Linked DNA regions of Mus musculus: region 2 is linked to region 1. Evidence: chromatin loops called from intact Hi-C (ENCODE). Cell type or tissue: heart. All regions are shown on one strand.

Region 1 (8,000 bases):
GGGGCTGGCACAGAGGATATAGCTCATTTGGTAGTGCCCTTGCCTAGCGCGCACAAAGCCCTGACATCAATCCCCACATAAACCAGGTATGGTGGGATACACCACCCTCAATACCTAGTAGATTCGAGGTCAGCCTGAAACACATGGGGGCCTGTCTCAAAACTAAAATATAACATAGACAAGAGAGAGTGGGAAGGGGCACAGGGAAGCGTTCGTCTTTTCTCCCTCCTGTTACTTACAGGTTTAAGGTAGGCGACATTGCTGTGTCGGATGTCATTCAAGAGCTGGTCTCTGGGAGTGATTTCCACCAGCGGGGGCGGCCTATTTCTCGGCACTGGCTTGAGCGTTTTGATTACATCTTTGAGGTTGGTTTTCTCCTGTGCCTCTCTGGCTTCCGGCATTCGAGATTTGCGCTGAATTCTCTTCAGCTTCACCACCCTGAAGGAGTCAGGGTCCGTCTTGCACTGTGGAGGCTGGGGCGGATTTTTGATCATTTCCTTTCTTGAACCAAAGGGGACTTCCTGAGCATCGAGGGGCCGCCCAGATGCAGGCTGGAAGAACTCCTGCATTCTGGGGTCGGGCATGGGTCCTCCCAACCTCTCCCACATCCCAGGGGGCAGCCCCAACCCATTCTCCAACATAGCTATCAGCTTTCTCTGCTCTTTAAGTTGCTGCTGCTGCTGTTCCTCCTGTCGTTTCTGCCTCCGTTTATCCTGGTTCCTGGTAAGCAGATTCGTTACCACCATTCTGGGACCCGGAAGCTCGAAATGGTAGCCCATCTTCAACAGAGTGGTGTTGGCCTTCAGAAGCCTGGATATTTCCATCTCGGCGTGGTGACCTAGCATATGTCTCTGGTTGTGAAACCGAAGTTCAGTTAGCGTTTCATTGAACTGGAGGCACCTCATGATGGCCACGATGCCCTTCCCAGTGATGAAGTTGGACTCAATATTGAGGGTGGTGACGCTCCTGTTTTCCCGCAGCATGTTGGCCAGGGCAAACGCTACGCTCTCATCAGCACCGACGTTGGCTAAACTGAAGGTTTTGATGTGTTTGTTTTTCTTCATGGCATTGACGAAGTCCAGCAACATTTCTTTAGGGATATTTTCAATGTTGTTCAGGTTGAGTTCCTTCATGTCGGGGTCGTTCTGTCTCACTCGTCTCAAGCTCCCGTCCAGGTCTGTCTGGTTCCCTGAGGGCCTCGCACTTACCTTCAGAAAACTGGTATCTAGAGCTAACTTCTTAGGGTCTAATTTGGCTATTTTCTTCTCACCTTTTTCTTTGGTCTCTGATGTGTCTTTTTGCTCGTGCGCTGTTTTAGTAGCCAGTTGCTGGTAGGTGCCCGGATTGTTGTGGATTTGTTCTTTTGCGTCATTTTTTTCTCTGTTGGCTTGTTCACCATCTTCATCCTCTTCCCCTTCATCATCCTCTTCATCTTCTTCCTCCTCCTCTTCATCTTCGTCATCTTCCTCCTCCTCCTCTTCATCTTCATCATCATCTTCTGCTTCTTGTACATTGTTGCTCCCATTTGATTCTCTTTTTTTTGCAAGGATTTCACTATTGAGCTTTTCTTTTAAAAACTGGGGCATGTTTTTAATGCCCTTGTCTCCTACTTCACGCTGGTTTTGAGTGTTTTTCTAAAAGAAAGGTTTACACCAATTAGAATCCATAGCAGCAAGGAAATACAAAATATAACAATGTCTACTGGGGTTTAAAGTATTTTTTAGGGGGCTGGAGAGATGGCTCAGCAGTTAAGAAATGTTTGCTGCCTTTTCAGAGGACCTGATTTTGTTTCCCCACACCCTCTTCTAGCTGCTTACAGCTTCTCTTAACTCCAGCTCCAGGGACCTGACACCCTCTTCCGGCCTCCTTAGGTACTGTACTCAAATAAACTAAGGCTAATCTCACAAAGGAATGCACATGCATGCGTGCATGCACACACAATTAAACATAAAAAAGTCTTTCAAAGGCTGGCGAGATGGCTCAGTGGTTAAGAGCGCCAACTGCTCTTCTGAAGGTCCCGAGTTCAAATCCCAGCAACCACATGGTGGCTCACAACCATCCGTAACGAAATCTGATGCCCTCTTCTGGAGTATCTGAGAACAGCTACAGTGTACTTACATATAATAAATAAATAAATCTAAAAAAAAATAGTCTTTCAAAATATTTTTAGGGCTGGGGAAATGGTTCTGTGGGTAAAGTACTGGCTGTACCAGCCTAAGAATCTGAGGACCCCAGTTCAAACTTTCAGCACCCACATAAAGTAAGATGAAAGACAGGAGATGGAGACAGAAGAATCTCTGAAGGCTCCGGGCCAGCTAAGCCTGCCAGCCAGTGGTGATTAAGAGACTAAGAGACCCTGACTCAAACAGGTGAATGCTGTGACTGACACCTAAGGTGGTCTTCCCTCTCCCTCTCCCTCTCCTTCTCCCTCCCTCTCTGACACACATGCACACACACACACACACACACACACATACACACACACACACACATTCATACACAGAAACACACATACATAAAAAAACCACACATACACAAAAGATTTTGTAAAAACTTAAAGCCAGGCATGGTGGCACCTGCCTTTAACTTCACCTTTCCGGAGGCAGAGGCAGGCAAGTCTCTGGGTTCTGGGCCAGCATATGGTCTAAATAATGTGTCTCTACTACCCAGAGCTACATAGAGAGACCCTGTCTCAAAACCAAACCAAACCAAACAAAAACTTTAATGAAAACCATTTTAAGTGAACTAACTCAATCTAATAAACCGTATGTGTAATGTTATTCCATATATGTACACGTACAAATTTATATATGTACAGGAAAACACTTCTATAATTATTATCAAAGCCTTGTTTTTGTTTTTCTGAGTCAGGAAGGTAACCCCTGGAGGAACTGAACGTCTGCCGCGTGCCTGCTACCTGCATTGTGCAGCCTTTGGTTTTACATTTGCCTTGTGTTGCTGCTACAGAGGATCCCACGGTGAGCAAAACCAACCAAGTTAGGAGGAACTTTTGCAGACACACGCTTGGGGTTGTGCCCGTACATACATATATATGTGTATGCACATTTCTATCCTACACCCCGCCTGCCCATATGAGACATTTTACCCTGTTTCTAGACACCCTAATAGCTGCTATACATGATGCAAACAGGGACTGTTTTATTTTAAAAAAGAAAAAAGTGTCTGTATATATCCAGTCCACATGGCAAATAAATAAATAAACAAATAAACCTTTTTTAGTGTTTTCAGTTCACAATTCGTTGAATTCAAGGATGGAGTCCCTGAGGATACACAAGACCAAGTACATTCAAATAAAAGTTAGTTAATTTTGTTTTCAGATGCTATTTTATTTATTTATTTACTTATTTATTTATTTATTTTTCCAAGAGCTGAGGACCGAACCCAGGGCCTTGTGCTTGCTAGGCAAGCAGCGCTCTACCACTGAGCTAAATCCCCAACCCACAGATTCGATATTTTAAAAGATGATTGTTAAAACATATTTGGAACTGATACAGATTTTTAGATCCCTGTAGCAAAGCCTTTGTTCCATGTGTATTTGAAAGGGAGTGTTTCTACTCCACAGAGCTCTGTTAGAAAATAGCTTCCTGCCGAGCTCTGGTGGGACACGCCTTTCATTCCAGCCCTGGGAGGCAGAGGCAGGTGGATCTCTGTGAATTTGAGGCCAGACTTGTCTACAGAGTGAGTTCCAAGACAGCCAGGGCTACAGAGAGAAACCCTTATCTCAAAAAGAAAATATTCCTTCTACCCTTCCTAAAGTATCCACTGCTCTCGGAGACACGCATGATGTTGCATTTCCTGAGGCTCTGAGACTGTGACATGGTGCAGGGGAAGGAGACTACTCTGATAACCTGGAGTGTGTTTTTAAAACCTTGGTTTGAATCCTAGCTCTGGGGAAACCACCTTCATTACTCACTAGTCTCTGAAGCAAAGCGCATTGAGGAAAGAGCCAGCCTTGAAATGGAACAGGATTAGGGTGAGATTTACAACTCTGCAGTGTCTGGGAAGGGAAAAGGCAGGCTTCAGATCAGAGTCCACTAGCTTCTCCTGAATCCTTCTCCACTTTGTGTGCGTCTGTGCATCTTGCGGCTGTAATTCCCAAAGCTGGTGGAGAAGTCTGACATGCAGTGTTCTGAGCAAGAACTCAACGCTGGTGATACATGACAGTTGACAACATTGTCCTTAAACTACCTCCTAAAACACCCCATGTCTCATCTGCTCCAGCAGGGGGAGCCAATTATCAAGCTGTTTAATGCACACGAGGAAACAAAAGCATTGGTTTTTGTCTGTAGTCCTCCTAAAACTGGTCTTTGTATGGAATTGTCTTCGAACTCACAGAAGTGCAATTGTAAGAGGTCTGCAAAGGACACGATAAGCTCTGGTCTGATCAAGCCTGAAATTTATTTCCTGGACTTCAGTTTCTGCTTAATGCTCACTACTGTCTTCTATCACACCAATGTGACAACATGCACCTGTGTCTAGCAGGTGGCCCCAAAGAAACCATACATAAGAAATCTGTCTTCTTTCTTCTCAATCATTTTTAAGTGCAACATTAAAATTTGTCCTTTAGAACCATCAAGACGGCTTATCAGGTAAAGGTACCTGCCACCTCGCTTGACCTACACACACACTCACACACTTACACACACACACACACACACACACACACACCTAATAATAAAAAAATGTAATTAAATTTTAACTGTGCTTTATACAAAACTCATGCCAGCTCTAGTTTTTAGATAAGTATCTCAAGAGAGGACTCTCTTGAAGATTCCTTCTTAGACATCAATTTTCAGGTGTCATCACTGATGCCCAATGCACATACAGTGTGCCCACGTTTTCAGTCTTGGGTTTGGCTTAGTGTATGGCCAGATTTCTTCAGAAGTGGGGAATCTTTGACATTATATGTAAAATATCGTATGTGCATAAGTAGTCTGGAGAAATGTGGAGTAGAATTTGGACAAGCTTCTCAAAAGGAGAAGCCAAAAAAAAAAAAAAAAAGACAGAAGAGCTGTTTCTGTGTTAAACCATTACATGTCATTCATGGCTACAGACCACCAACTCCACACAGAGACCCTGGTGCCAATGTTGAAAGAGAAACACTGACAAGAGGTTATCACCTTCTCCCCACTACCTTGCAATTATACTATTTTTTCAGAAAGTTACAGCCTGGGCTAGAACTTAATATTATAATTTAATTTAGGTGTGCCAAAATCCAAAACAGAATCACACATTTCATTCAGTCTTGAGAAATCACAATTGCAAAACACTACCCTGCCAGCCCAGTCCCGGCAGCCATTTGTGTCCCACACAGATCCCTGGTTACCTCAGACTGCACAAAACTGACAGGAACTCGTTCATCTTCCAGCATGCGTCTAGACGCCTTTTGCAAATACATGTAATCAACGAGAGACTTATGGTTGAAGTTTCCTGTGGGTGCCTTGTCTGTTTGATCCTTTTGGATCATCCCCACAGGAAGGTGGGGGTCAGGGGCCATGACTTCCATCTCTGACTGCAGTTCCTTCAGCTCTTCAGGGGATAAGTTGGCTAGGAGTTCGTCTTCATCGAGCTCCTCACTAAGGGTGTCTTCTTGCTCCGAATTCCTGCTGTGCCCCGACATAGTTTACTTTTTTTCTATCTGTTTCTAGATCACCAGAAAAGAAGAAATAATCCAATATGATATATTTTAAAGAAGGAATCAGTATGCAAACACCTCAGTGTCTTCTAATTAACAAATATCTTAGGCCAACCCACCCTTGAGAGATTTTCTCACTCAATGGTGTTGGTTGAGCTGCTGGGAGTGACTATAGCTCAGCTCATGTGGGATCTATATTAAGCAAGGTTTTCTGGGCAGAGTCAAGTTGTGGAACTACTACATGAGTCCCTTTTTGGCAACTTGAGTCATCTGGACAAATCCATCTGACATTTCAGTACAGCTGCTGGGCTAGACAGCGAGTAGCCGGGCTATGGAATCTCTGCAGGAATAAACGCATTCTTTTCTAAAGCCCTCCCACCCCAGGGAGCCCACACCCCATGCTCTAGATCTCCCGGGGAGCCTGCTGCTGCTTATCTAAACAACTCACAAAACATCAGAATGAAAATCCAGCCAGCAAATGCAGTTTCTCCTGGAATAGAAGCGTCGTCCCCTGAAGGTGGCCGGTGAGCTGGGCTTTGCCTGATCTTTCCAGCAGGCTCTGGAAGCCGTGCCTCTGAAGGGAACAGCTCAGGTCTTGCTATGGTATTCACCCCTGTGTAAGTGAACCGGTGCAAGCTGCTCTTATCTGCACCTAGATCCTGTGACCTGACAGATGGGGATAACAAGGCCCTGAATTTCCATGTAAGGGAGAGGGGCCATGTAAGGGGTTTAAAACCATTTATGTCTTTAGTAAGTGTTTATCAAACCTAGCTAAATTAAGATGGCTCTGAAGAGAATGTTTGTAATCATACTGTTGAAATACTGGGAGAAAAGGGACATGAAAAGAGTTTCTTTGTAAACTGTGGGGGAGGGACACTAATTTTTTTCAAATTGCTAACATACATTTATGTTGATCCAACAACCCTACCTTTTGAGGTATATACCTCAGATACACTCCCACCAAGGTGAAAGCACAATTGTATACATTAGCTGGCTACACAAAACTCTAAAACAGTGTGCATGACAGGATAGTCTTGAGACAGTAAGTTAAACAAATGTACATAAATAAAAATAAGAGCCAGGCCAGGTTCTGGATGCCTTTAGTCTCTTTGTACTTGTACTCAGGAGGCAGAGGCAGGCAGATCTCTGTGAGTTCAAGCTCAGCCTGGTTTACATAGCAAGTTCCAGGACAAAAAGGGCTACATAGAGAGACCCTGTCTCCAACACAACCCAAATAGATAAATATAAAAATATCAGTGAGATAGATTATTGAATAATAAATAAGAAACCAAACATTTCACGTGATTTTAGGGAGGGGTATAGGTGTCTAGAGGGCTGGGCTGGAGAAAGGCTTCACCATTATATATTTATATATTTCATATATATTATATTTTTATATTTTTTTCCAGAGACAAGAGTCCTTCTGTGTAGTCCTGGCTGTCCTGGAACTCACTCTGTAGACCAGGCTGGACTTGAACCCAGAGATCTGCCTGCTTCTGCCTCCCAAGTGCTGGAATTAAAGGCGTGTGTCACCATAGGCTAACTATTGTCAAATTCTGAGTTTTGCAACTCTTTACTCAGAAATTTAGATATTTTTGTACAAACAGGAACATAAGATACAGAACAAGAGAGAGTGTGAATTTTTCACCTTATTTCCCTGTTGAGAGCAATTGCAATGAATGCTTTGGCTTGTCTCAGTCATTTCTTTAGAAATAGGAACTCTGGATCAACATGCCATCTTTATAGCCTTTGGCAATTTGACCTTGGAAGTCAACTCTGCCCTTGGCTTCGCCCCTAGCCCTGTGCTCTTTGGTTTATTGTTTGTTTTTGACATAGTTTTGTTAGGTAGCTTTGGAACACACGTCGTGGCATGGCTGGTCTTGATCTTGTAGCTATCCTCATGCCTCTGACAGCCATGTGTCATGACTACAGGCAAGCACCACCCATATCCAGTCTGCTCTCTGTTTTCTCCTTGATCAAATCAGATTACTTTTGAGGTAATTACATATTCTAGAAAAACATAACTTTTAAGATCTCTCTGTAAAGAGCTATAATTTATAAAGTGCATAGTTCATATAACCAATCCTTAATTGTTACATATCTAAACTGTTTTCATTTCTCAGAAGTACAAACAGGCTTCAATGAACATCTTACTAGCTACATGGTTGTATGCACCCAAGTTTATTTGCTTAGGTTAAGTTGGATAAATTCTAAGAAGTCAAATTACAGGGTCAAAGAATATGAAAAATTAAATGTATTTCATGTGAAGACCTAAGTGGTTCTCTTAGTGTTATTCCATGGTTAATTATATACATATACACATATATACATATATATATACATA
Region 2 (8,000 bases), 170 kb after region 1:
TAAATCTCTCAGGTTCCTCAGCCTTCCATTTACTCTAAGAGTCTTTGAGGAATAAAGCTGGATGCTTCTCTCCTTTATCTTCAAAGAAAACAACTCTACATAATCTTTATGGTAACCTAAACCAAGACAGTAGGCAATCTCTTTCTCATGGTAATGTTCTCATAGGGTCTTTTCTCTTCTTACTCACTATCTCTGATTTCTAGACACCTTGAGAAATAAAAATAAGCAAGAAAGGCGGCGAAGGCTGGATGCACTCACGCGTACCTGACAGCGAAGTGCAGAAGAGTTGGGCCGGGCTTCTTAGGTAAATCATGTTCCAGAACTCTGTGGTCCAGCTGCAACCAGTTCTCTTGACCCCTGCGAGAACAAAGCAAAGGACGAGGATGACACAGAAAGTTCAGCAACACACGGTGCTGGCACAGCTGCCTGGAAACACTCACACTCTCACACCAGGCACGGAAGACAACGGGCCGTGAGGCCACTTCAGCAATGTCTGTCACGCCTACTGTACCCGTCTACTTGTGAGCTAGAATTTCCAACCGGAGAAGCTTGTCAAGAGGAACTTGCACATTACAAAAAAAAAAATGACCCATATATAAAAATCACTCACTTTGATAGTCAAAACTCTTGAAATAATCCAAATACTTAGAGGGTATTGTTAAAATAATTACCTAAATCTGCACAGAGAAAGGCAATGCGGTCCTAAAAAAAGCTTGCAAAGTTGCTTGGAACAATTTTCGAGATACAAATCTTAAATTAAAGAGAAAAAAAAAAAAGAGCAAGATTCCCTGGGCCTAGTGATGCACACCTTTAATCCCAGCATGGGGAGCGGGTAGGCAGAAGCAAGTGGATCTCTGGGAGTTTGAGGCTAGCATTATCTATACGAGTCTGGGCCAGCTACTACTCAGTGAGACCTCATCTCAAATAAAATTAATTAACAAATAAACACTTAAAATTTTAATAAAAAAACAACAGTAAGTACAATATATTACCTATACCGCCTTTTGTTTATGGAAACAAAGGCTTGCTATACCAGGTTTACTCTACCATGTCCAGCTTGCCCAGTTTTTAACCAATGGAAATCCATATATATTGCATGCACATATTTATAAAAGCTGAGAGAATAGATAAGAGATGGAAAATGCTTCGGGAGGTTAAGACACTGAGCAACACTAAATTAATCTTTACACACACATATAAAAGGTTAAATGTGACACGTTTTAGTCAAGAAGGAGGAAGATTCTAGTTTAATAAAACGAAGGGGACTCAAATACAGCAGTAGAGTTTCCAGTGTATGCATAGCCAGCGCTCTTCTGCAGCTCTTTCTGTGGACACATGACTTAGAGATGTTTAAATATTTACTCCCAAGCCTCATCAGTTCACAGGTATAAACAGTTCTCTCAAGACCTTGACCTTTCGGGCTTGACGCTTCGTGGATTGTTTACATGACTTCCAACGCTGTTCAACTGGCCTATCCATCTTAGAGCCTCCTTGAATGTGCTTATACTAATTCCAGTTTCAGAACACATTTCTGGTGGTGGGAAGGGGATGTCAAATTCCAGCAAAATCCGTTATAAGCTGGAAAACATTTTCCAGCCTATTTTGGTCCTTGAATAAATAATTAAAGGACAAACCCAGGAAATTCCAAGCTGTCATTCAGTGTAAGTAGATAGAAAAGGGGGCTGGAGAGAGGGCTCGGCAGAAGCAAACACTGGCTGCTCTTGCACAGGACCTGCGGTTCGGTTCTTAGCACCTACACGGTGGCGCATAACCAATCATCTGGGGGTTCCAATGCCTCCTTCTGTTCTCCATGGGCACTCCATACACATGGCGCATATACACACATGCAGGCAAATATGTTTACACATAATAGTTTTAAAAAGTTAGCAACAAGGCAAATGGGAAAGCTGGGCTCAAATAGTAACAGTATAAATAAGAACAGCTGGGGCTGGAGAGATGGCTCAGTGGTTAAGAGCACTGACTGCTCTTCCAGAGATCCTGAGTTCAATTCCCAGCAACCACATGGCGGCTCACAAGTATCTGTAATGGGATCTGATGCCCTCTTCTGGTGGGTCTGAAGAGAGATACAGTGTACTCACATACACAAATAAATCATTTTAAAAAGATGATAAGAGCTACTCTTTATTAAGCAAGCACTTTTGTCAACTCTTAGGTCTTAGGCAGCCCATGTGTCTAGAAATGAGCTCAGGCTAGACTATAAAAAGGATTTCTTCTGGTGGTCAGGTCAGATCAGATAAAAGCCAGTATGACCTGGACATTTGTAAAACAAGTCCTTTCCCACCCTTACAAAGGAGTCGTTATCCTGGCTTCTGGCAGAAAGAAATGGCTCTCCATTGATGTACTCTTAGTCGCCCATCAAAGCCCAGGCTGTCCTCCAAGTCCCTCAGTCCACACTCACAAGTCCCTGCTATACATTTAAAGGTCTAGGCTAGCCTCCTTGCCCTTCTGTCTTCACAGCTACTTGTCTTCATAGCCCACTTGATTGTCTGCTGCCCCTGATCTATGTCACTCACTAGCTTCTCTCATAGACAACCCTGGCCATGTCCAGTCTACTTCTTTTTCTCTCTGCTTTGGACTTCTCCTGATACCTCTGGACATTTCCTCGTTCTTATTCACAGTAATACCCTTACTCCTTACCATACTGTGGAACAGCCATTCCAGTGGTTTCTTTACTGCCTCCCATCATATACATCAACCAAGTTGGAAGTCTTTATTTATTAATGTTACCTTTTATAGTAAATATGCAAGAAAAACGTCAGGGCTGGGAATTTGAACCCAGAGCTCTCAATGTGGGGTAAGTGATACCAGAGGACTTCCTACCTTATAGAGTATGGCGCTCAGTTTCTGTGTATTTGTTTCTATAGTTACAAGATATGGCTGCTGGGAACTGGGAACTGTCCCAAGATTTTCTTGGTGGAACTTTGGGAAAGTTTTCTTTGAATCAGTGGAAAAAAAGAAAAAAAAAAACTCAAACAAAAAGCTAAAGTTAAAGGATTATTACATTATATTTTGTCATGTTTAATGTGAGACTTACGGACACTTCAGCTTCAAAGCTGTTAAAAGATATATGTTTAAATACACGGCACATCAATTTTAACCCTTCAAGGTTCCATATAGCAGATAAGACTAACTTTGAATTCTTCCCCCTTCTCCTTTTCCTCTTCCTCCCCCCTTCTCTCCCTATTTCCTTTCCCCTTCCTCATTCTATCCTTTTCTTTGGGAGAGATATTGAAAGAGGATCTCATCGTGCAGCCAGGATGGCCTTGCACATCAATCCTGCCTCTAGAGGGTGTGAGACACCATCATGGGTGGGTATGTCCTTTATTCTTTCTTTACACAGATGTGGCATGATTTAAGATGTGTAACATGTTTCTATGAGCCTGCATAGAACCCTGTGTAGGAATGAACGAGGCGAGTTCATTCCACACACACAGCACATTGAAATTGGATTGGACACGGAAGTAGAGGCAAGCCGTAATTAAACATGGAGGAAAAGTTTAATGTAGAATTCCAGCCAGAGACTGCCCCATCTGGGCACCAAACCCAGACACTATTATGGATGCCAACAAGTGCTTGCTGACAGAAGGCTGATATAGCTGTCTCCTGAGAGGCTTTGCCAGTGCCTGACAAATAAAGAGGTGGATGCTCTCAGCCAACCATTGGACTGAGCACAAGGTCCCCAATGGAGGAGCTAGAGAAAGGACCAAAGGAGCTGAAGGAGCTTGCAGCCCCATAGGAGGAACAACAATATGAACCAACCAGTACCCCCAGAGCTCCCAACTAAACCAACAACCAAAGAGTACTCATGGAGGGACCCATGGCTACAGCTGCATATGTAGCAGAGGATGGCCTTGTTGGATATCAATGGAAGGAGAGGCCCTTGGTCCTGAGAAGGCTCGATGCCCCTACAGGGAATCAGGAGTGGGTGGGTTAGTGACGGGGACGGGGGGTGGGGGGGATGGGAAAGGGGATTTCCGGAGGGAAAACCAGGAAAGGGAATAACATTTGAAATATAAGTAAAGGAAATATCTTTTTTAAAAGCTATAAAAAATTCCGGACAGATATAGAACAAGGTGTGGGTTCTGGTTACCTCTTTGGACAGTCACAGTGGGGAGATCTGTCCTTAACCACAATAAATACTCCAAGAAGATATTTATGTCTATGTAATAGACATATACCTTTAAAGTGTGAAAGTGTGTATTAGAGATTGAACTTTTTTCTTCTGTTGGGAGTTGAATGTTTGTGTATGCTGGGCAAGAGCTCTAACATGAGCTCTACAGCTGGCTTAGATTCTGCTGTTTATCACTGAGACTGGCCTCCCTCTGCTATGAAGTTTCTGGCCTTGGATTCGACATGCAGTTCAAGTCAGCCTCAATCTCATGACCCTCCTGCCTCAGCTTCTGAAGGGCTGAGGTTGTAGGCATGTACCACCAATACATATATTAGATTTTTTTCTTCATTTTGTTTTTTAAAGTCTATTTACAGTCCTTTCATTTGAATGAAGGCTCTGAGGAATAAAAGAAAATGACCTATCTATGCCTAAATACAAAGATGCGTTGAGGCTCATTTAATGTTTTTATCTTGCTGTTTTTAAGTGTTTTAATCAATAAGTATGAACTCTAGTTAACAACAACAACAACAACAAAACAAACTAATTAAACCAACCAACCAACCAAATGATCAAAAGACAAACACTTGTAACCACAAGCCATGTTTTCTCTTTGGTTTGGATTCTATACGGTGGAAGCTCCATTGTCTACCAGAAGGGACAGCGATCCAAAGCCATTGTGTTGCAAAGCTTATATGTTGTTTCTTCATTAACAAAAGTCCCTCAGCAAAGGTTTTCCAAAATGGATGAAGGGAGGTGACAGGAAGGGCCCCTTGTGGGGAAGGAGGGCTGAGGCTGCCCTCTAGAGGCGGAAGGCCGCCCTGCACACAGAGCTGGGACGCCTATAGCAAGCCTTAGGAATTCTGCCCCTCTCTGTCAGGCAACTGCTTGACTTGGTTGGCTTGGCTGCCTTCCTTATGTAACTGTGGTCCTTCTCCAGCTTCTCTTCTGGTTCTCTGAGCTGGGACAAAGACAGTCATTGACACTGTCCCTTGCAGCCCTGCCTTCCTCTGTTCAGTTTACCACCGTCTCAAGGCTGATGTGGCACCGAGGAGGGCATGAGGACCCTGAAAGGGAGGGATCCGACGTGTTGGCTTCACGGGGCTTCACGGGGGTGGACAGAAAGCTTACGGGGTAGGGACCTTCCAAAAATATTCATCAGACAAAGAACTAGGCTTGTGACCAAGACTTTCCGAGGAGACACCCTTAGACATAAATACGTTTCCAGGCCTGTTCCCCGGAAAGGTGGAAATGGCTAAGACCTTCCATCTTACAGAAAAGACCTCCTCACACTGCTGAAAATAAACACAACCAGAGCCAGGAGACACCTTCGACAGCTGGTTGTAATCCTGACATTTCGTGTTGCCTGCTACCTGTAGGAGAGTCAGGGCAAACTGTTAAGGTTTGACTCCTGGGGTCCAAGAAGAGTATGTCGGAAAGGAGCCCACAAGTCCCAGGGTAGACAAGGAAGCTGGTGGCCAAGTCCTCAAAGAAAATCATTCATACTGTGTTTTGGTATGTGTGTGACATATGTGTTTGTGGCATATCTGCACACATGCATGCAGAGATCAGAAGAGAGCAGTGGGCATCTTGCTTTGTTTATAACTCTCGGTCTTACTTACTCCCTTGTGGCAGGGTTTGTTATTGAATCTGGAGTTAGGCTGTCAATCAGCAAATCCCAGCAATTCTTTTTTCCTTCTCCTTCCCAGGGCCGCAGACACACGGATCCAGGCTTTTTTTTTTTTTTTTTTTTAAAACGTGGATTCTAGGGATTAGAACTCAGGTCCTCATGACTGTGTTAGTAAGCTCTATTACCCAAAGAGCCCTCACTCAGCCCCTCTTTTCCTGATAGAGTTCCCTGTATGCGTGAGGCTGGCCTAGAGTTTCCGGTACACCTGTTTTCACTCTCCAGGGGCTAGGATTACAGGGACGTGGCAGCACCCTCAGATCTTTTCCCTTTCTTCGTGAAGCAAGTTTCAATGTCTGGACAAAGCACTGTGTTTAGGGCTTCTGCCTCTCCACATGATCTGGCCCCCTCTTTCCAGTGCTGACGCTGTAGTTCTAAATCCTGTCCTCCCTCCTCGGACCTCCTTCAGTGGCGGCATTGCCATCCCTGTGCCTCGAGGGGTTCACCTGTGATCTTGTCCACTCCCAGGCTGGTGCCTTCCCACTTAGCAAGAGCACAGGGTACGTTTGTTTCAAGTGATGCTTGCCTAGACTGTCACCTCCTCTCCCCTCTGTGGACGCTGTGTGTCTCGCCCAGTTCTAGAGATAATTCTGTGAGATCACACCAGTGCTGGGCAAAGCCTCTCTTACATGTGTGCCTGTGCTCTGGACTCTGCATCCTTACTTAATATGCCTGAAGCACAGAACGTAGCACCGGATCATGGGTCTCCTGTAAGGGGTTGGACTGCAGCTGCTATGTATTCAAACGCTAAATACTGTCCCCCAAGATCTATGTCCCCCATGGAGGAGATTCTCATATACACCAAATGATGCTCCTAAACCTTGCCCCCTGCCCTAAGTTATCCCTGATTGGCTAAATACAATGCCTACATCCTGGGCTGGGCAGAAAAGAGAGGATGAAGTGAGGTTCCCAGGCTTGTGGTCTCAGGAGGGACCACGACCAGGAGAGTGAGGAGAAGAAGGAAGAGGTCACCACGGGGTAGCATGGACTGTGAGATCATGCCCACAAGGGCCAGCCTGATAGAGCAGGAGTGGCCTAAAGGAAACAGGGCAAGTAGTAACTTGGCGTTATTGACAGGGAAACAGACAAAATAGCGTAGAGGGTTGATATCTGCCCAGCTCTAGTGCTCCAAAGCTTATTATAAACCTAGAGGTCTCTGTGATTTTTATTTGGGAACTAAATGATCTAAAGTGGGGTAGGAGCCCCTAGTAGATATTCAAAAGCAACAAGGGGATGTAGCAAGCCCCTAGAATAATAATAGCCACAATAGTCTCTCAAATGGCATTTGCTGTGTGAGGACTATTGTTATGCACAGGATATAGGTATGAAACCGGAGTGGTAGAGATGTCCAATGTGGTTGTCAGATCACACAGCTTCAGGACTCTGTGATATCTTCCCCATCTCGCTCTTAGCCAAATCTTGGACCTCTTTCCTTCCTGCTTTCTGCACATCAGCCACAGTGGCTTTCCCTACATCCCTTAAAACAGAAACTAAGTCAAGCATGGTGGCACATACATATAACCCCAGGACTGAGGGTAGTGTAGGAGGGTCAGGAGTTCAAAGTCTGCCTGGAGTATTTGAGGTCCTGTCCCAAACCAACCATCATCATATTAAAACAAAACACAAAAGTCAAACTGGGCTCCATCTTTGAATAATTTGGCTTTTGTTTTTAGAGCCAGTTCTTGGTGTTCGATGCAAGCTGTCTTCCAGACATCATCCTGGCCCACTCTGTCTAAAATTGGCCCCACCAGCTTTCCTTAATGTGTCATCTCACACGATCCCAGTGCATTCAGAGTTTCTGGTATTTTCTTATCATCTCTTTGCTTGTTAAAGTAGATCACGGCATTGCAATAGCAACTCTTCCAGGCAGAGATCTTAACTACATTGCTCACAGCTGAATCCCAGGGATCTAGCATACCATCTGGTAGCTGTAGACGCCCAGGAGACATTCATTACAGAAATGCATTATTCTAGTCTTCAGACTTTTAGCGCCATCTCAATATGGTCTCCTGAATGACAGTGCTCATGGCAATTTCAGTTCATAGCATATCATCCAGCTACTATGTGTTCATGTCCATGCGTCTTACATGCTTTCATTCACACATGCATTCTGCCCACGTGTGTAAGGCAGTCGAACCACTGACTCATGTGAACTTCTTGAGGCCTTCTGGCTAAGTACTGGTG

What was found. Hi-C counts contacts between places; a loop is a spot of excess contacts. Peaks named below come from ENCODE experiments on the same cell type or tissue, not always from the same donor. Only the 100,000 strongest peaks of a DNase experiment are listed, where the experiment ranks them.
Region 2: a loop joins it to region 1, with 6 times the contacts of the local background. A loop is called at or near these places in 20 of 42 quality-filtered maps.

The regions. Positions count from the first base shown.
Region 1 is chr6:97,246,931-97,254,930 of GRCm38, forward strand. It overlaps Lmod3 (leiomodin 3 (fetal)), which reads right to left and starts at 5,827. Exons shown (of 3, transcript NM_001081157.2): 1 at 5,348-5,827; 2 at 240-1,634. The coding sequence starts at 5,641. Gm32191 (a long non-coding RNA gene) reads left to right here and starts at 5,974. Exons shown (of 4, transcript XR_869294.2): 1 at 5,974-6,180. In heart, CTCF peaks have their summits at 2,080 (motif pointing left) and 4,236 (motif pointing right); DNase peaks (open chromatin) are centred at 4,251 and 6,001; H3K4me3 peaks cover 2,258 bases; H3K27ac peaks cover 2,984 bases.
Region 2 is chr6:97,412,224-97,420,223 of GRCm38, forward strand. It overlaps Frmd4b (FERM domain containing 4B), which reads right to left. Exons shown (of 23, transcript NM_001346637.1): 4 at 265-357. Among named protein-coding and RNA genes, the nearest start is that of Frmd4b, 72 kb to the right of the region's middle. In heart, CTCF peaks have their summits at 2,073 (motif pointing left), 3,297 and 4,931 (motif pointing left); a DNase peak (open chromatin) is centred at 4,958; H3K27ac peaks cover 399 bases.